Regions from separate parts of the Homo sapiens genome. Here region 1 is linked to region 2. Evidence: read pairs that join two places in POLR2A ChIA-PET (ENCODE). Cell type or tissue: Panc1. All regions are shown on one strand. Links, peaks and the distances in the headings refer to the core of each region. The heading gives the core; the rest is flanking DNA. Region 1 overlaps NUP107 (nucleoporin 107). Region 2 overlaps RAP1B (RAP1B, member of RAS oncogene family).

Evidence for each region. Peaks named below come from ENCODE experiments on the same cell type or tissue, not always from the same donor. Only the 100,000 strongest peaks of a DNase experiment are listed, where the experiment ranks them.
Region 1: POLR2A ChIA-PET joins it to region 2 with 8 read pairs; 3 of 35 experiments call an interaction of 5 or more read pairs at or near these places.

What each region holds. Positions count from the first base shown.
Region 1 is chr12:68,704,001-68,714,387 of GRCh38, reverse strand. NUP107 (nucleoporin 107) reads right to left here. Exons shown (of 28, transcript NM_020401.4): 9 at 5,079-5,150; 10 at 4,295-4,383; 11 at 580-658. It also overlaps the pseudogene KRT8P39. Among named protein-coding and RNA genes, the nearest start is that of NUP107, 22 kb to the right of the region's middle. In Panc1, for the core only: no CTCF peak of the experiment used is centred there; no DNase peak of the experiment used is centred there.
Region 2 is chr12:68,631,249-68,641,635 of GRCh38, reverse strand. The region is part of intron 1 of RAP1B (RAP1B, member of RAS oncogene family); the gene reads right to left. Among named protein-coding and RNA genes, the nearest start is that of SNORA70G, 9.1 kb to the right of the region's middle. RefSeq lists enhancers at 351-480, 5,065-5,184. In Panc1, for the core only: no CTCF peak of the experiment used is centred there; no DNase peak of the experiment used is centred there; H3K27ac peaks cover 2,095 bases.

The DNA of each region.
Region 1 (10,387 bases), core at 3,471-8,470, 71 kb before region 2:
GAGTAGTTTCCAAACAATTTTCTTTTTCTTTTTCCCAAACAATTTTCATCAAAAACCTCTTTGTTACTAAATGGAATTCTAGAAGTTTTTTTCAATTGTTACTTATTTCTCTCTTTTCACTATAAACATTTCACGTGCCCTGTCATAAAGCTTCATTCCTTTGTTTTTAGAATAATTCAGCTTCAGTTCTTTTCAAATCCACTTTTCAAATAACCGTTCTAACCTCAAACCAATAAGGCTTTAGTTTTTTTTCACTTGCTTTCAACATAAAAGAGCTTTCATAGGTCAGTCACTACCTTATATAGGCAGTCAAATCTTAAGATAAGACCAAAATTAATTTGTTTTTAATGCTGTCAAGTTAAGTATACTTTCCACAACTTATTACTTACAATTCAAAGGTCACGGATATGTTTCAATATATTCCATCAGATTCCAATGCAACTTAGTTGTTTTAGAGTAAAATGTTAGTGTGTGCAAACCTTTAGAAGAGCAAAACAAAGATCCACGAGAAAAAATTCTCAGCCTGAAAAAAAAAATCAGTTAACTTTGAAGGCAACTTTCATTTCAAAGAACATTTACCAATTCAGTGACAAGCGGACGAACACTTCCAACGTAAGAAGTCAGCTGCCGTTGTTTTAAGGTATGCAGAGTATTTTCCCTGAAAGAAATAATAAGTACCAAATTTTTTAAGAGGTAATTTTAATAGGTCTATTTTTAAAAAATCAAATCAAGTCAAAGGAAGAAAGACAGACTACAATCCCAGTAAAAACATGCAAAAATCCTTAATACAGAAGTACATTTTAGCTCAGATGACTAATGGTGTTGAGGGCTTTTTCATGTCCTTATTGGCCATTCATCTATCTGGTTTCGTGATGTATCAGTTCAAATTTTTGCCCTTTTTACTAGGATTATCTTTCTACTATTGAGTTATAGTTCTTTATGAACTACACATCCCAGTCTGTGGCTTGCTCCCATTTATTTTCTTAATGGTGGGTTTTTTTTTTTTTTTTTTGGAGACAGGGTCTCGCTCTGTTGCCGAGGCTAAAGTGCAGTGGCACAATCATGACTCACTGCAGCCTCGACCTCCCGGACTCAAGTGATCCTCCCATTTCAGTCTCCTGAGTAGCTGGGACTACAGACACGCGCCACCATGCCCTGCTAACATTTTAATATTTTTGTAGAGATGGGGGTCTCACTGTGTTCCCCTGGCTGGTCTTGAACTCCCGGCCTCAAGTAATCCTTCTGCCTCAGCCTCCCAAAGTGCTAGGATTACAGGTGTGAGCCACCATGTCTGGCCAATGGTGTTTTTTTAATGATACATTTTTAATTTTGATAAAGTCAAACCAATTTTTTTGCCTGATTATTGCTTTCTATGAGCTAAGATACATCTATCTATTCTCAAGTTACTAGGATATCTTCCTATGCTTTTCTTTAAAAGCTTTATGGTTTTTAGCTTCTACATTTAGGACTATGACACATCTTGAATTAATTGTTGGGTATGGAGTGAGGGAGCCATCAAGGTTAATCTTCTTTCTCATAGATATCATTTTTCTGCAGTTTGTAAAAAAGGCATTCCATTCCCTGCTGGATTGCTTTGATGTCCTTGTTGAAAACCAAATGACCATATCAGTGTGAATCTATTGTGGGGTTCTCTGTTCTGTTCCGCTGATCAGCAAAAAAAAGGAGATTAACTCATTAAAAATTGTAAAAACCCAACAGGGCATTTTAACTAAAAAAAAAAAACAAAAAACAAAAAACAAAAAAAAAAACTTATTTTCTGAAAATGAAAACTTCCTTTCAGAAAAAAAATCACATCCACTTAAGATTTAATTTTTAACAAATGCTTAGTAGCAGTAATTTCCTAGCTAAGCAGAGAAAATATATAATTGACTTACAGACTTTGTACACATATTACTGAATTCAAAGGCAATCTGGCAATCTGACTTTTTTTTTTTTTTTTTTTTTTTTTGAGATGGAGTTTTGCTCTTTTTACCCAGGCTGGAGTGCAATGGCGTGATCTTGGCTCACTGGTGCCCGCCACCACGACTGGCTAATTTTTGTATTTTTAGTAGAGATGCGGTTTTACCATGTTGGCCAGACTGCTCTTGAACTCCTGATCTCAGGTGATCCACCTGCCTTGGCCTCCCAAAGTGCTAGGATTACAGGTGTGAGCCACTGTACCTGCCCGCAATCTGACCTTTTAAAAATCTTTTGCAAGTCTTAAACCATGCCCAGCCACAATCTGACCTTTTAAAAATCTTTTGCAAGACTTAAAATAAACTGTCCCTTTAACTTAGGGGAGGTTTCTGGCTTCAAGGGCCTATAATAATTTAGAAGTACTGAAGAGTGTAAGCAAAAGCAAGACAAAACAAAACAAACCCACACAAGTAGCTGAAAACAGGACAGAAGTGTCTTCTTGACAATCAGAAGATCATCTTCTGATATGATCAATAATCTTATTAAGAAAAAAGCAGGCAGGTGATTGTTTGAAAACATAAATTGGACCATGTCATTCTTCTATTCTCAAGGTTTCCCATCACATTTAGAATAAAGTCCAGAATAGTTACATTTGTCTGCCTGTAAAAGCCCTATATCTGGCTTCCTCCAGTCTTGTTTTCTACCATTCTTTTCCTTGCTGTGTTCCCACTGGCTTCTTTGTGCAAACACTTTACGTTCTCTGGGTCATTCCAGTTTGTTTTCCTGCTCAGAATAGTTATCCCCCAGATTTTTGCATGGCTGGCTGCCTTTATTTCATAAAAGTCTCTTACTACCTTAGAAAAGCCTTCTCTTCAATTTAAAGTAGGACTCCCTGTCGTATCTATCCATTAATTCTAATCCTTTTTTTTTTTTTTGAGGTGGAGTCTCGCTCTGTCACCCAGGCTGGAGTGCAGTGGAGCGATCTTGGCTCACTGCAAGCTCTGCCTCCCAGGTTCAAGCTCCTGTCATATCAGTATTTAAATACAGAATTCAGGATCTCCTACTTTAAAAACAATCTCCCTTCTGAGTTACTTTTATTTTATTTATTTATTTATTTTTTGAGACAGGGTCTCACTCTGTCACCCAGGCTGGAGTGCAGTGGCGCAATCTCGGCTCACTGCAACCTCTGCCTCCTGGGTTCAAGCGATTCTCCTGCCTCAGCCTCCCAAGTAGCTGGGACTACAGGCGCCCGCCACCACGCCTGGCTAATTTTTTGTATTTTTAGTAGAGATGGGTTTCACCGCATTAGCCAGGATGGTCTTGATCTCCTGACTTCGTGATCCGCCCGCCACCACGCCTGGCTAATTTTTTGTATTTTTAGTAGAGATGGGTTTTACCGCATTAGCCAGGATGGTCTTGATCTCCTGACTTCGTGATCCACCCGCCTCAGCCTCCCAAAGTGCTGGGATTACAGGTGTGAACCACAGCGCCGAGCCTCTAATTCATTTTTTTCCCCAAAGCTCGGAATACCCAACAGAATATACATTTGTCTCTTGGTATCCATAGGGGACCCTACTTGGATACCAAAATCCAAGGGTGCTCAGATCCTTTACATAAAATATTGTATTATTTGTATATAACCTACACATGTTCTCCCATATACTTTATATCATCTCGATTACTTAGAATACCTAATACAACGTAAATGTTATGCAAATAACTATTATACTATATTTTTAAATTTGTATTACTTTTTTTATCTTGTTATTTTTATTGTTTTATTCCAATTATTTCTTTTCTGTTTTTTTTTTTTTTTTTTAAGACGGCCTGCTCTGTCGCCCAGGCTGGAGTGCAATGGCATGAACTCGGCTCACTGCAACCTCCACCTCCTGGATTTCAGCGATTCTCCTGCCTCAGCCTCCCAAGTAGCTGGGATTACAGGTGTGCGTCACCAAACCCGGCTAATTTTTGTATTTTTAGCAGAGACAGGGTTTTACCATGTTGGTCAGGCTGGTCTGGAACTCCTGACCTCGTGATCCCCCACCTTGGCCTCCCAAAGTGCTGGGATTACAGGCGTGAGCCATCACACCCGGCTTGTTTTATTCCAATTATTTCTGATCTGCAGTTTGTTCAATCCATGGATGCGAAACCCACAAACTCAGAGGGCCAACTGTATATTTGCAAATCAGCTATCTAACTCTCTTAAACAATTATAAATTCCATAAAGGCAAAGCCTTTATTTGTTTTGCTCACACACCAAACAAAGTAGTGTGAACAAAGTAGTGTGAACAAAGTAAAAACTGAATAATACTTATTGAAAGATGAATGAACAATATCAACATTGAGTGACCTTAAGAATTAAAGTTTGGTAACTTACCAATATACTGATTTTGCATAAAACTCAATATTATCAGAAAATTCTCCAATTTCATCTTTGGCAATACTCTCTAACCAATCTACCACCAGCTAAGAAAGAAAGAAAAAAATAAATTAGTGTTAACTACCAAATCTATTTGTGTTTTATTTGTAGTGGTACTACTACCCTTAATTCAAACAGTTTCAGATTTTTTATTTTTTTTTTTGAGAAAGAGTCTCACTCTGTCGTGCAGGCTGGAGTGCAGTGGCATAATCTCGGCTCACTGCAAGCTCTGCCTCCTGGGTTCACGTCATTCTCCTGCCTCAGCCTCCCAAGTAGCTGGGACTACAGGCGCCCACCACCACACCCAGCTAATTTTTTTTTTATTTTTAGTAGAGACGGGGTTTCACTGTTAGCCAGATGGTCTCGATCTCCTGACCTCGAGATCTGCCTGCCCTGGCCTCCCAAAGTGCTGGGATTACAGGCGTGAAGTTTCTGATTTTAAAAATATCAAGTAACAATTTTTCCAAACACTATTTTTACTTTAAGATAAATAAATATTATGGCAAAAGAATAAAATTTTCTATAGGAATAATCGTTTTTAACAGGCTATTCCTGAAAATACTAGGGCTATTACTTAAAAATCAAAGAATAAGGTTTCTAATTCCTTTTAATTGCAAATAAAAAGATCAAGTAGAAAAAAAATTCAGAAAACAGTTTTAAGTTAAAAAACACTTCAGTACTTTGCATGTCATTAACCTTTTCTCCATGTTTCATAAAAAAAAATTTTAAATTCTAGTCATACCTGACTTTGTCGAACAAGTGAATCCCTCTGAAATAACGCTTCCACAACTGTTTTTTCACTGGCATTAACAGCCTATTATGAAAAATATTAAAAGGATAAACAGAATGAAAAGAAGATGCTGTTAAGAAATATTATTTTAATAGAAAGATAAAAAGCCAGTATGAAACAAGTACAGTTAATCATCTATACATAAACATTTTACCACATAGTAAATCTGTATATTCATCATTGAAAGGTATCTATTGTGTAAATTCCAAACTGCTACATCAATTGTAGCTGCTCTTACCTGGTATATTGATTCTTTACACTTGAAATTTAAAATTCCATTTTCCCAGAGATGGTGTTTTGGGGAAAAATAAACACAAAATAAAACAAACAAAAAACTTTAATAGGCCAGGCATGGTGGCTCACACCTGTAATCCCAGCACTTTGGGAGGCCGAGGCAGGCAGATCACTTGAGGTCAGGAGTTCGAGACCAGTCTGGCCAAAATGGTGAATCCACATCTCTACTAAAAATACAAAAATTAGCTGGGCGTGGTGACGCAAGCCTGTAATCCCAGCTACTCGGAGGCTAAGGCACGAGAATCACTTGAACCCACGAGGCAGAGGTTGCAGTGAGCTGAGATCACGCCACTGCACTCCAGCCTGGGTGACAGAGTGAGACTCCATCCCAAAATAAAAAAAAAAAAACTGTAATACAGGGCTGAATACAGCCCTGTTACATGTTAGAAACTAAACATTTAAAAACGTTAAAATCCTTTATAGTCTATATAGAAGTTGATAAGTAATAAAAGCTAAGAGCAATCCAAGGCTCTTACAACTGACTTTAAAAGACAATTTAATACAAATATTAGCAAGTAATACTAAGCAGTATATTAAAAGGATAATATATTGTGACCAGTTCAAGAATGGGTCAAATTAATTAATTAATCCATTTTATCCATGGGTTAAAGGAGAAAAGCTACATGGACTTCTTGACAGGTACCAGAATATTTCATAAAAATATCTTCATAAATTTTACCTTGCCATTTTGATGTAAAAAATATATATATCCTCATAAGTTAGACTAACTGAAACCTCTAGCAAACATATAGTCGTCCCTTGGTATCCATGGGGGATTGGCTCCAGGACCCCTCGTGGATACCAAAATCTGTGGATGTTCAAGGCCCTTATATAAAATGTTGTAGTATATTTTATTTAATTATTTATTTATTTTTTGAGACAGAGTCTTACTCTGTCATCCAGGCTGGAGTGCAGTGGGCCTGATCTCAGCTCATTGCAACCTCTGCCTCCTGGGCTCAAGTGATTCTCATGCCTCAGCCTCCCAAGAAGAAGGGAGGTGCCTGCCACCACACCTGGGTAATTTTTGTATTTTTAGTAGAGACGGGTTTCACCATGTTGGCCAGGCTGATTTCAAATTCCTGGCCTCAAGCAGTCTACCTGCCTCGGCCTCCCAAAGTGCTGGGATCGCAGGCATGAGCCACCTCATCCAGCCAAAATGCTGTAGTATATTTTAAATCATCTCTATTGGACCTGGCTGTGATAAAAAAATAATGAACAACAACAACAACAAAATCATCTCTAGATTATGTATAATATCTAATATAATGTAAATGCTACATATGTAAATAGTTGTTATATTATATCACTTAGGGAATAAAGATTAAAAACATGTGCACATATTCAGTACAAACCCAATGATCTTTTATTTGAGACAGGGTCTCGCTCTGTCACCCAGGCTGGAGTGCAGTAGCACAATTACAGCTCACTACATTCTTGACCTCCTGGGCACAAGCGATCCTCCCATCTCAGCCTCACATGTAGATGGGACTAGGCATGCACCACCATGCCCGGCTAAGTTTGTCACTTTTTGCAGAGACTGGGTCTTGCTATCTTGCCCAGGCTGCTCTTGAACTCTGGGCTAAACTGAGCCTTCCACCTTGACCTCCCAAAGTGTTGGGATTACCGGCATGAGCCTCCACACCTGGACCATTTTTTTTTTCTTTTTTGACAGTTGGCAGAGCTAGCTGAGGTTTTATTTTGGAAAAAAAAATTGCATTGTTTTGTAGCTGTAGGCATGGGCAAGGGGGGTACCCCAGGCAGTAAACTCCCCCCACGGGTGGGCAGAGGGCTAGGGCTGAGCCTCAGGTGGGTCTCCTGTTCCCTGTGCTCCTCTGGACAGCAGCCTCTCTGGGGCAGCCGCAGAAGGGGTAGGCTAGAAGGGGCTGTCACGGCTGTTCACTTGGTCAGTACATCAGACGACTCAGACACTAGCTTTCCATCGTGGGTCTCGATCTTCACAATCACAGCCCTGGTGGAGCTGGTGCAGCTGAAGGAACTGGAGCCCGCACCAGAGCCAAAGCTGGAGTCCAGGCTGTAGCTGAGGCCAGGGCTTATGAGGCCCCCATAGGCCGAGCTCAGACCACCTGAATAGCCGCTGGTGGTCTTCGTATGGATACTCATGTTCTGCATCCCAGACTCCAGCTGGCTCTCCTCATCCTCCAGCAGCTTCCTTTAAGTGGTGATCTTGATGTCCAAGGCCAGCTTGAAGTTCATCAGCTCCTGGTACTCCCGCAGCTGCCGTGCCATGTCCTGCTTGGCCCGCCCACCTCCAGCTTGGACAGCTTGGTGTTGGCATCCTTAACTGCCAGCTCCCCATGCTGCTCAGCATCTGCGATGGCGGCCTCCAGGGAAGCCCTCTGGCCTTTGAGGCCCTCAATCTCATCCTGGAGCCGACTGATGTTCCTGTTCATCTTGGAGATCTCAGTCTTTGTGCACCACGGGTCATCCCATGCTTCCAAGCCAGCGTCTGCAGCTCCTCATATTTGATCTCATGCTCTCAGCCTCAGCCTGGTTGTGGTTGGCGATCTCCTCGTACGGTGCCTTGACCTCAGCGATGATGCTGTTCATGTCCAGGGAGCGACTGTTGTCAATGGACAGCACCACAGATGTGTCCGAGATCTGGGACTGCAGCTCCCGGATCTCCTCTTCATACAGTTGCCTGAGGAAGCTGATCTCTTCAGTAAGCCCTTCCAGGTGAGACTCCAGCTCTACCTTGTTCTTGTAAGCTTCATCCATATCCTTCTTGATGAGGACAAATTCATTCTCCATCTCTGTATGCTTTTTGATATCATCCTCGTACTTGTTCTTGAAGTCCTCCACCAGCCCCTGCATGTTATCAAGTTCCACCTCCAGCTTCAGCTTCTCTTGGCCCAGAGTGTACAGCTGCCAGCAGAAGTTTGTTGATGTAGCTCTCGAACATGTTGTCCATGTTGCTCTGAGCCGTCTTCTGCCGCTGCAGGGGCCTCCACTTGGTCTCCAGCATCTTGTTCTGCTGCTGCAGGAACTGTACCTTGTCAATGAAGGAGGCAAACTTGTTGTTGAGGGTCTTGATCTGCTCCTTCACCTGGGTGCACACAGCTTGGATGTTGGGGTCCACCTCCAGGTTAAGGGGGCTCAGCAGGCTCTGGTTGACCGTGACTGGGGTGATGCCTCCCCTACCACTGGCCCTGCCAAAGTCTCCACCCAGGCTACCCCGGAAACTGCTGCTGCCCATTCGGGAGAAGCTCGAGGAGCTGATGCAGGCACTGGGCCCACACATGTAGGAATGGCTACTGAAGGCCCTTGGGCCAGAGTTGGACACCTTGAAGGACTTCTGGGTCACTCTGATGGACATGGTGGAGGCAGGAGTGAAGGCAGGCAGGCTGAGCTAGGCGGAGATTCGAGAAGGAACAGAGAAGCTGCTTCTTGGTGATTCTTTTTTTTTTTTTTTTTTTTAAAGAATACTTTTGATCTGCAGTTGGTTAAATTCATGGATGTGGAACCCACATATAAGGAATTTCGGCTGACTATACTTAACTGTAAAGTGAGATACTCCCTTTAAAATCCAGAAGATGAGGAGTAAGAGTTCATTATTATTCAACTTTACTTTGAAAAGTCTAACTAACATAATAAAACCAGGAAAAGAATTAAGTTAGCAAAAAGTATGGAAAAACAGTCAAAGTCATCACTACTTGTAGATAACAGAATTGCCTGGAAAACCAGAGGAAACCTATTAAAACTAGTAAGTGAGCTCAATAAATAGCCAAATATGACAGTCTTCCTACATGTGCATTTGGAATGAAGTATTTGTGGGATAAACAAATTAAAAGATTGGAAAGATATTAAAAAATATTTTAAGTGAAAAAGTAGCCTTGGAGTTTGAGACCAGCCTGGGCAACATAGTAAGACACCCCATCTCTATAAAATATAAAAAAGAAATTAGCCAGGCATGGTGGTACACACCTGTAGTCCTCGCTACTTGGGAGGCTGAGGCAGGAGGCTCACTTGAGCCCAAGAGTTCGAGGCTGCAGTGAACTATGATCATGCCACTGCACTCTGGCCTGTGAGACAAAGTGAGACCATGTCCCCGCCGTGCTGGCCACCCCCCAAAAAAGAAAAAGAAACAAAAGAAAAAAAAAAGCAGTCTAACAGATATACATAAAATATTTATTATAAATATACATTATCTCCTTTTTTAACTATATATACTTGCTTCAAATATGAATTACTTTTGGGCGAGGCACGGTGGCTCACGTCTGTAATCTCAGCACTTTGGGAGGCCAAAACAGGTGGATCACTTGAAGCTAGGAGTTCAAGACCAGCCTGGACAACATGGTTAAAACCCTGTCTCTACTAAAAGTACAAAAATTAGCCGGGTGTGGTGGTGCATGCCTGTAATCCCAGCTACTAGGGAGGCTGAGGCATGAGAATCGCTTGAACCCGGGAGGTGGAGGTTGGAGTGAGCTGAGATCACGCCACTGCACTCCAGCCTGGGCAATAGAGCAAGACCCTATCTCTTAAAAAAAAAAAAGAATTACTTTTAAAAACAGAAAATATAAAGAAGTTAAACCCCAAAAAGGCATCTGATCTTGATGATTTAACAGGCATATATGTGTACATATTTTTTCAAAACAGATATAGCTGGTTTATTTTGGAAATAAGTCTCATCCAGAAATGTTACTTGCTGCATTTAAAAAACATCTGAGGCTATTTGCATGTTTCTTCCCCAAACCCTCAATCCAGCCAAGGCCAGTTTTACCACCCAAGGTCCTTTCAGGATCCCAGGCCTGGAGGCTGTAGAAGACAGCATTGAATCCTAAGGGCAAAAGAATGGTGTTTACTTGTCCAGAATTTCTCTCACACACATATATATGTATGAAGAAAAACATTCACTGCACTTTTTTTTTATTTTTTAGAAACGGGATCTCACTCTGTTGCCCAGGCTAGAGTGCAGTAGTATGGTTGTAGCTCACCGTAGCCTTGAACTC
Region 2 (10,387 bases), core at 2,086-7,085:
TTTGCGTGACTGCAACTAACCTGATTGATGAAAGTAACTGACAGCTTTTACACTTGGCTATTTACTTCTTGCAAAATATCTACTACCTTACTCATTTGTTTAAAAGTAGTTTATTATTACTTCTACAACTTTTTCCATTTACTCTACAGACCGTAGTTTTATTTGCATTGGTTCTTTTTTATCAATTTAAAAAGCTGTTTAATTCTAGTTTCAGAGCAAACCACAGCAAAGACATGGAAAGACAAGAAAACAAAACCTCCTTTGGCATTGTCGAGAGTCCGGTTTCAGTGGCTGCTTCATAACTGTTTGAAATGAAAGTGGAAGAAGGGGGTGGTGGCTCATGCCTATAATGCCAGCACTCTGGCAGACAGAGACAAGCAGACTGCTTTAACTCAGGAGGAGTTCAAGACCAGCCCGGGCAACATGGTGAAACCCCGTCTCTACAAAAAATATGAAAATTAGCCAAGTGTAGTGGCACACACCTGTAGTCCCAGCTACTTGAGAGGCTGAGGTGGGAGCATCACTCGAGCCCAGGAGTCGAGGCTGCAGTGACCCATGTTTGTGCCACTGCACTCCAGCCTGGGTGACAAGTGAGACCCTGTCTCAAAAACAAAACGAAACAAAAAACATATTCTACATTAAGTTCAGTAAATTTATCTAAGATAATTATTTCATTAACCGGAGATTATTAACTAGTATTTTCACAAAACAATAATGAATGCTATAATAATTCTGAGTTAACAGAAAATCCTGAAGACATGAATCAAAGAAAATAAAAACTGGTCTTATGGGGTAGCTTTTTTTTTGTCTAAATGTGTTCACTATATTACACATCAAAATGCAAATAACTGATTTAATTATCCAACATTCTGGATTGCCTATAACATTCTTCCTAAGATTCAACTGTAGATATTACTGATCCAAATTATGAACAAGAATTATTCTAAAAAATCACTGAGGAAACTAAAAAGCGTAACAAAATGACAAATTTATGTATTAAAAAGAAAATTCTTGTTTATTTGATGCTGAGATTTATTGAGGACATACTCCATCAACCCAAGAACTGTGCTGGTCAGAAAAGAAAATCTAAGAAATGACACCTTCCATTAACACTACTATAATACAGCAATCAATATTTGACATCAATAAATATATAATGAGTACCTAATATATGTTAGGCACTATTCTAGGCAGTGGGAATATAAAGCAGTGAAAGAAAGACCCTGTCCTCAGAATTTATAATCTGGAGTAAAGGGTATAGAGGGGGAAACAAAGTCAGTATAAAGTGTCAGCTGTGATAAGCAGTATGGAGAAAAAAAAAAGAGATAAGAATGGATGGTTTTATATGGGGTGGTTATGAAGAACTTCTATTAAGGTGAAATTACTATATAGCTCAGTACACAAAGAGTCCTGTCAATGGATTGATATTAAATTTTGTTTTTAACAAAAGACTACCATTAGGCTTTGTCCTGTTGAGCATTTAAAAAATCATCTTTGGGCCGGGCATGGTGGCTCATGCCTGTAATCCCAGCACTCTGGGAGGCTGAGGTGGGTGGATCACGAGGTCAGGAGATGGAGACCATCCTGACCAACATGGTGAAACCCCATCTCTACTAAAAATACAAAAATTAGCCGGTTGTGGTGGTGCATGCCTGTAATCCCAGCTACTCAGGAGGCTGAGGCAGGAGAATCGCTTGAACCCAGGAGGCAGAGGCTACAGTGAGCTGAGATTGTGCCACTGCACTCCAGCCTAGCACAGAGCAGGACTCAGTCTCCCAAAAAAAAAAAAAAATCTTTGGTGGGGTGACATGCTAATTAGTTTGTGGCTGAAGTTAAATTTGGATTTGGGAGTCAATCCAGCCCCTTCCTCTGCAAAAAGGGGCATAAATGGGATTTCTGGAGAAGTCTAAATGTAGTTGGTCTTATGAGGTGCTGTTTTTCAATATGTACAAAATGCCCTTTGGTGAGTTCCTGTGCCAGCTCTTTAGAGGAGGATATGTACCTCTTTTCCTCAGCTGTGTAGCAAAAACAACACAGATCAGGGCAGCATATCTCAAGATGCAGTTCTTAGGAGGTTAGTGTCAAGGAAATGTCTCTGAAGCATTCTTGCACTAACTCAGCCCACAGTGATCATTCTCCTTCATGACAAGTTATACCAAATACTTTAGGACTTGATTACGTATTACCTTGTACTATTTTCTAAGGAGACAACAAGCTGTAGAAAGTAACATTAACTTTGAATTTAAGAAGCTCTATTTAAAAAGTCGTATATTTTGAGATAAATCACTTAATTCTTGGTTTCCAGATTCCTTGTCTACAAAAAGATGGAATGAGGGAAAGGGGAAATACTGAACACTCAGATGACTTACATCAGCCAGGTAACCATGTAAACGCTTGAAGCAGTTAAGGTCTTATTAGGTAATAACATAGACTGTGGTCAAGTAGGGAGTGAATGCTTTACGGGTAAAGTCATTTGAATTCTAAAAATTATGAATATTGTATAAACCAACAAAATCAATTTGAGAGATAAGAGCTCTGAACCCTGGTCCAGCAGTTTTTGACTTCTCGACTAGATCCCTAAAGTCCCTTTCAATTATAAAATGTTTTGTTATAATAATGTTACATGTACCAGACTTTGAAGAATTAAACATAAATGGAATTTTAAAAGCATCTTAGGTTGGGCGTGGTGACTCATGTCTGTAATCCCAGCACTTTGCGGGGCCGAGGCAGGCAGATCACTTGAAGTGAGGAATTCGACACTAGCTGGCCAACATGGTGAAACCCCGTCTATACTAAAAAATACAAAAATCAGTCGGGTTTGGTGGTGCATGCCTGTAATCCCAGGTGCTCAGGAGGCTGAGGCAGGAGAATCATTTGAACCTGGAAGGCCGAGGCTGCAGTGAGCCAAGATTGCGCCACTGCACTCCAGCTTAGGCATACAGAGTGAGACTCTGTCTCAAAAAACAAAAAAAAGTTAGATTCCTTAATTACTATAAAAAAATAAATTGCACTGGTAATAAAATTTAATATAATCTAAATATTATTTCTCTAACTTCATAATGGTTGTTTGATATTATAGATATTTTGGAGTCATTATCTTTCAAAAACAATACACATTTTAAAAAGGAGTGAAAATAAACGTAAGACAACATCCTTACTCCTAAAGTATGCACAACTGGGAAAATCCATTAAGACTAGTGGGCACTCAACCAGGACAAGATGCAACCACATTTTCCTTTACCTTCTCGCATGCTATTTATGCAAATAAAAGCCATGTAACTAAAAATTAGGGCACGGACATGACATCCTCTCTCAGGAAACACACTTCTCTTCAAATAATACCACAAATAAAGAGACTAACTGTATAAGGGATTATACAAATTGGTTACAGAGATTAAGACTGGGAAGTAAAATATAAAAAGAAGTTAAAAACAAGTGACTACCAAGGAAAAAATCTATATACCAAATATACAAAAAATGTGGACTAGTGAGCCAAGTGTCACCAGACTGTACTATAAAACATTAAAGCCAACAACAGATTACCTTTAAAGACTGCTTTAATCCTATCCAGGATAAAACACAGTTGAACAATGGAATTTTAAAAACTTAAATTTGTATTAATCCAGTTAGCAAAATTTGCATCCCAGGTTACCTTAAAAACTTTGAATCCAAAATTATCTTGAAAAGCAAACAAATTAACTCATTAAAAAAAAGGACCCATATTTAAATAACATAAAGCAATTCTACATTTTAAGAAGATGAAACCAAATAACTGACATTTTAAGAGACTTCCTGAACTGAGTGAGGCTAGTTCATAATTGGTAAATAAAGAAATCCTGGGGCTGGTTTGAGGCCCAAACTCAGTTTTTCCTTATACACTTAAAAGTAAATACTGTATCATCTTTGGAGCTCAGGGTGATAAAACATGAAATCTGGAAATAAGGAGACCAAAACTAGCTACGTAATTTACCAGGGGGGTGGTCATTTATTTCTAGGCTGGCATCTTGTTTTTTTTTTTTTTTTTTTTTTTTTTTTTGAGATGGAGTTTTACTCTTGTCACCCAGGCTGGAGTGCAGTGGTGTGTGATCTCAGCTCACTGCAACCTCAGCCTCCCTGGTTCAACTGATTCTCCTCTCTCAGCCTCCCGAGCAGCTGGGATTACAGGTGCGTGCCACCACACCTGGCTAATTTTATATTTTTAGTAGAGGTGGGGTTTCACCATGATGGCCAGGCTTATCCTAAACTCCTGACCTAAGGTGATCCACCCGCCTGGGCCTCCCAAAGTGCTGGGATTACAGGCGTGAGCCACTGCACTCGGCCTCTAGGCTGGTGTCTTAATCTGTGAAATACGGACAACAATACTGACTGTACCGAGTTGATGGACAGATTAAGAATGTACACTGTTTATTAAAGATTTACATGTTAGTTATTACCATCATCAAGCAGCTGCAGGGTAGTACTTATTTTGGTACCCACTATTTGGTCTATAAATGTTTGCTGAATAAAGACTAATAATTCATTTCCAGCAAATGACAGAAGTATATAGACTTTTAAAAGAAGAGTAGTAAGTTATCTTTTTATAGGTAAATTGCCATTTAAGTTCACATCAATTATTGACAGATGCCATGAATCCCAACTGAAGATGAAATACACAAATCTTGGCATTAAAAAAAGTAGGGACAGGCCGGGTGTGGTGGCTCATGCCTGGAATCTCAGCACATTGGGAGGCTGAGGTGGGTGGATCACCTGAGGTCAGGAGTTCGAGATGAGCCTGGCCAACATGGTGAAACCCCATCGCTACTAAAAATACAAAAATTAGCTGGGCATGATGGTGCACACCTGTAATCCCAGCTACTCCGGAGGCTGAGGCAGGAGAATTGCTTGAACAGAGACTCCGTCTCAAAAAAAAACAGCAGGGATAGGCATGGTGGCTCACACCTACCTGTACAATCCCAGCATTTTGGGAGGCTGAGGTGGGAAGACTGCTCAAGACTATTCTGGACAACACAGCAAAACCACACTTCTACAAAAAATTTATAAAGTAGCTGGGTGTGGTGGTACATGCCTAGAGTCCCAGCTGCTCAAAAGAATGAGGTAGGAGGATCACTTAAGCCCACGAATTGGAGGTTACAGTGAGCTATGACTGCATTACTGCACTCTATCATGGGTGACGCAAGAACTTGTTTCTAAAACAAACAAACAACAAAAAAACAGTGCTTATACTTGCCTTCTAGGAATCACAGTCCAGTAAAAATGCCCTGCAGCAGAAACTCTAGTGTTAAAACCAACTTCTGGGTTCCAGAGACAATTGCTCATAACTTTGTAACCTGATTTCTTTCTTAAATCTCATTAATAAATGAAGAAGTAGCTTATAAGAATCAAATCCTTGAAAAGCAATAAGCAACATTTAAAAAGCATAATTTCTGTCCCTTAAAATATGCCAAAAAAAATAGCTGACTGTCATGGCTCATGCCTGTAATACCAGGACTTTGGGAGGCCAAGGCGGGCAGATCACTTGAGGTCAGGAGTTTGCGACCAGCCTGGCCAATATGGTGAAGCCCCATCTCTACTAAAAATACAAAAAAAAAAAATACTCGAATGTGGTGGCGGGCGCTTGTAGTCCCAGATACTCAGGAAGCTGAGGCAGGAGAATCGCTTGAATCCAGGAGGCGGAATTTGCAGTAAGTAGAGATTTTGCCACTGCACTCAAGCCTGGGCTACAGAGCAAGACTTCGTAACAAAAAAAAAATTTCATGGGTATAACCAAAATGGAAATTTTGCAAAAGCAGTTCTCCAATCTCAAGTTGTTTAACTACTACACTCACCCCCTAACCCCAGTTTGAAATTCTGTGACCCTAAATTATAAAAACAGGCCTAAGTAGGCCAGGCACGCTGGCTCATGCCTGTAATCCCAGCACTTTGGGAGGCCGAGGCGGGTGGATTGCTTGAGGTCAGGAGTTCGAGACCAGCCTGGCCAATATGGTGAAACCCCGTCTCTACCAAAATACAAAAATTGGCTGGGTGAGGTGGCGGGCGCCTGTAATCCCAGCTATTAGGGAGGCTAAGGCAGGAGAATTGCTTGTACCCAGGAGGCGGAGGTTGCAGTGAGCCGAGATCGCACCACTGCACTCCAGCCTGGGTGACAGAGTGACTCTGTCTCAAAAAAAGAGGCCTTAAATACTGGTTCCTGAAGTCAGGTAACATTACTTCTCCCACTGCACTTTCTGGAAGAGAAGATACTTGATTTCTCCTTTCCATCTCCAACTCCAAAAGTAATACTTTAACAGCTAAAGAGGGTAACTGTGTCCTTTTCTCATTCCCAAATAAAATCAACTAATTCAACTGTCAGAAGGACCTGTTATGAATCTGTTTAACACAATGACAGACTTTAAAAATTCTTTTTGAAGGAAAAAATAAGGGGCCCAAACACTGCCTCTCCTACCCTCTTTTAAAAATAAAACTTCTAACAAGGAACTATAAAATAAATAGAAAGCTGCTAAAATGAAGACTGCTTATCATATTTACTTTGAGTTGTCTGCCTCTCTCATAATGAGGACACATGGAAAATGTTTCCAATCTTACTCATTCTGCCAAGAAAGATCTCCTGTGAACAAGATTTCTAAATCTAGAAAGTGCAAAATTTGTAGATTATCAAACTGTGTATAGCATTTTCTCTATTCTGATCATATTTATAATACCTCAAGAAAGAAAAAAATTCCCTTGCCCTTTTCATGGATTAATACTGCTAGTAAATCAAGTTTTTTCAATTAATCACACCAACTTTCTCCCTGAAATATTCAACAACATATAATTTGACATGCAACGTAAGGTTAGCTTTTCCAGCTTTATTTCTATAGTTACCTTTTCAGTTCAGTATTTGATCATGTATGGTAGAATACAGAATAGAGGGTAACAATTTATCAACAATCTGACAAATGCAGAAGAACCAGTTTAATAGATTTCTCAGCCGAGTCAAGAGATAAGCAAAATAGTTAAGTGATTTTTTAAAAAAGGAGAGACCAACAATTCAAAAACAGGTAAAAAAAAAAATAATAATATAGGCTCAAGATCACCTTATTAGTTTCTATCAGATCTTTCCAAATAGGCTGTATTTGTGTAGAACTCCTCCCTGCTCCCAATTCTCTAGATGTGACTTAAAAAAATGTCCTTTTTTCCCTGTCATCTGAACTAGCAGTAAAATCTACAGGGATGCATACTGACTCAGTATAGGCTTTAGATCCCATTGTCTGGGTTGGAATCAGTTCTACTTGAGTGGCTTTGGTCTCGTTATTTTAAACTGTGTCTCATTTCCTCATTTGAAAATGGAAATAAAAGTATCTACTTCTTACAGTTCTTAAAGATTCAAATGAAATAACTTACCCTATGCAAAATGTGTAGCACAATGAGTAACACATAGGAAGTAGCCAGTAAATGTTAATTTGCTATTTTTTAAAATTATATCTATCTAGGTGTTTATAGTGCTTAAGACACCTAAAGGACTTCAATAGCATATTATTTTAATAGGTAGCTGTATACCTGGGAGTTGTCATGGATTCTTCTCTCTTCACTCCATTATCAAGTCTGATTCATTCTACCTTGGTATTTCTGGAATCAATTCCATTCTCTCTACTCCACTACCTTATACTGGGCCTTATTATTTCTTACACGGGAAGAGGAGGATACAAGAGGCAACGAGAAAACATTAATTTGCTTTACACCTCAATTTCAATGACCAGATTAGAGATGTTAAGTTTTTTTGTTTTTTTGAGACAGAGTCTTACTGTATTGCCCAGGCTGGAGTGCAGTGGCACGATCTCAGCTCACTGCAACCTCCACCTCCCAAGTTCAAGTGATTCTCCTGCCTCAACCTCCTGAGTAGCTGGGACTACGAGCACACGCCACCATGCCTGGCTAATTTTTGTATTTTTTAGTAGAGACGGGGTTTCACCACATTGGCCAGGCTGGTCTCAAACTCTTGACCTCAAGAGCCGCCTGCCTCGGCCTCCCAAAGTGCTGGGATTACAGGCTTGAGCCACCGCACCCAGCCGAGATATTAGTTTTAACTGTGACAGAGGTTATGTGGCCCAGAAATCTGAGGAAAAGCAAATGTGACAACTACATATTAAAGCCCAGAAGACACTCTGTTTTATAAATTAAAATGTTCACAGTGTTTGCGCTGTGTTAGCTCACAATGAAGCAGGGTCTACAGAATAAAGTGCTTGCTGTGGATGCAGAGAAGAGAACAATTGTCTATCTATAAAGAACTACCAGGCAAGGCTTCCTAAGTGGATACTTAAACCAGACCAGTGGATATATAAATCATTAGGGAATAGGGGAGTTCACTTGGAAAGTGAGGGCGCTCTGGGGAACGGGATGAGTATGATTGAAGTCATCAAGTCATGGGTGGTGGGGGGTTCAGTGGAGGTATGGGGGAATTTATTTTGTGATAATAAATCTCAACTTAGTTTTAAGGTTTTAGATGTAAGATGTCACCCAATGAACTCTGATGATGTTTTTCCCAGCTTATGAGAAATAGAAATAGGAACAGAAAAAAATACTGCACAAAACTGAAAACCTTTCTAACTTAGTGAGCTTCTCACAATAAAACACGCAGTGAATAGCTTGTATTGTACAATAAACCATAACATATAAAAATCGCCTGCCAACTGGGCATGATAGCTCACATCTATAGTCCCAGTTACTTCAGTCTTGCTTGAGTGGGAGGACTGCTTGGGGCCAGGAGTTCCAGACCAGCCTAGACAACATAGTGAGGCATCATCTCTAAAAAAATCATTAGCCCATACAGTGCCTATAATCTCTGGATTTGCTCCCATTTCCTCTTTATCTGAAGCCTTTTGTAAAAAGGAGAGTTAAGTATCTTATATCTTATTTTTAATTTCTCTAGCAATAGACACCACTGTTGTGGTCAAACCACTGCCACCATTTACTCCACATTCTTTTACAGGGTCTACTCTAAAAAAAAACTGTGTCTACTAACCATAAACCAAACCTACTGAAGAGTCCCTCTGCTTGTGAAAAGGACATCATTCTTTTTCAACTTTAGTCAAAATTTTCCCACATTTTGGCCTTTTTTATCATCTGAATCTGATCTTTACATTTCTACATATGAGTATAATCTTCCAAACATTTGCTTAAAAGGCACAAGTAATTTTGCTTTGTTAATTAAAAAAAATTTTTGTTTGGCTGGGCATAGTGGCTCATGCCTGTAATCCTAACACATTGGGAGGCTGAGGCAGGAGGATCACTTGAGGCCAGGAGTTTGAGACCAGCCTGGCCAACATGGCAAAACCCTGTCTCTAATAAAAATACAAAAGTTAGCCGGGTATGTTCACACACACCTGTAGTCCCAGCTACTCAGGAGACTGAGGCCCAAGAATTGAACCTGGGAGGCGGAGGTTGCAGTGAGCTGAGACCGTGGCTGCATTCCAGCCTGGGTGACAGCCAAACAGTCTGGAAAAAAAAAACAAACAAAAAAAAAAAAAAAACAAATCCAAAACCCAAAAAACTGTTTCCTTCATGTTCATTTTATGTGTTTATTCTTTAAAAAGAAAAAGAAAAAAAAAACCTGCAGTAAAGCACTGATATGCAAAAAAGATGGCTACATCATGAAGTGGAATCAGAGTGACCAACGGTCCAGGTTTAAGCACGGAAAGTCTCATGTCTGAGGAAACTCTCCATCCTGGGAAAACAAGAATGGTTGGCCATTTTAGGTGGAATATGTTCTGACAGGAATTTGCTTCTTATTTCATATTCTGAAAGATGGACAAAACATACCTGCTCTCAAAAAGCTTACAATTTTGTAGGAAAAGATGGAGACATAAAAATATGAAAAATATCATGAGATGTACAAAATACTATGGGAGTTCAGAAGGAGAGATCAGATTTATGAAGAGGGTGGCAAAAAAAAAAGTTACAATATTTCAACAGGAAAGAACATACCAGGGATAAGAAAAGTGAGAGCAAAGGCACAAAAGGCAGCATAACATGGGAACATTAATTAGACTATAGCGGAAAAAGCAGTCTGACTGGCTCACAGGGCACAAAGGAATAGGAAAATAAAAATAGCAGTAATCTTCAGTTAAGATTAAGGAGATCTCTGAGTATCAGTGAAGAGCTCTGACTCATTTAATAAGCAACAACAATAGACATTTTGAAGATAAACATGAATACTGAGAAAACTAAAGATACTTTTAAATTAACGAAAGAAGTTCTAACAGTAGAAGGCTGAACAATACATCTAGGCATGGTAAGCATTTCATTAAAATATGAGTAATATGTGGTAATTTTTTGGCGAAAAACAAAAAATGAGGTCAGAAATAGCATACCAAATGGAAGAAACTGCAAGAAAGTGACATAAGGATAGTTA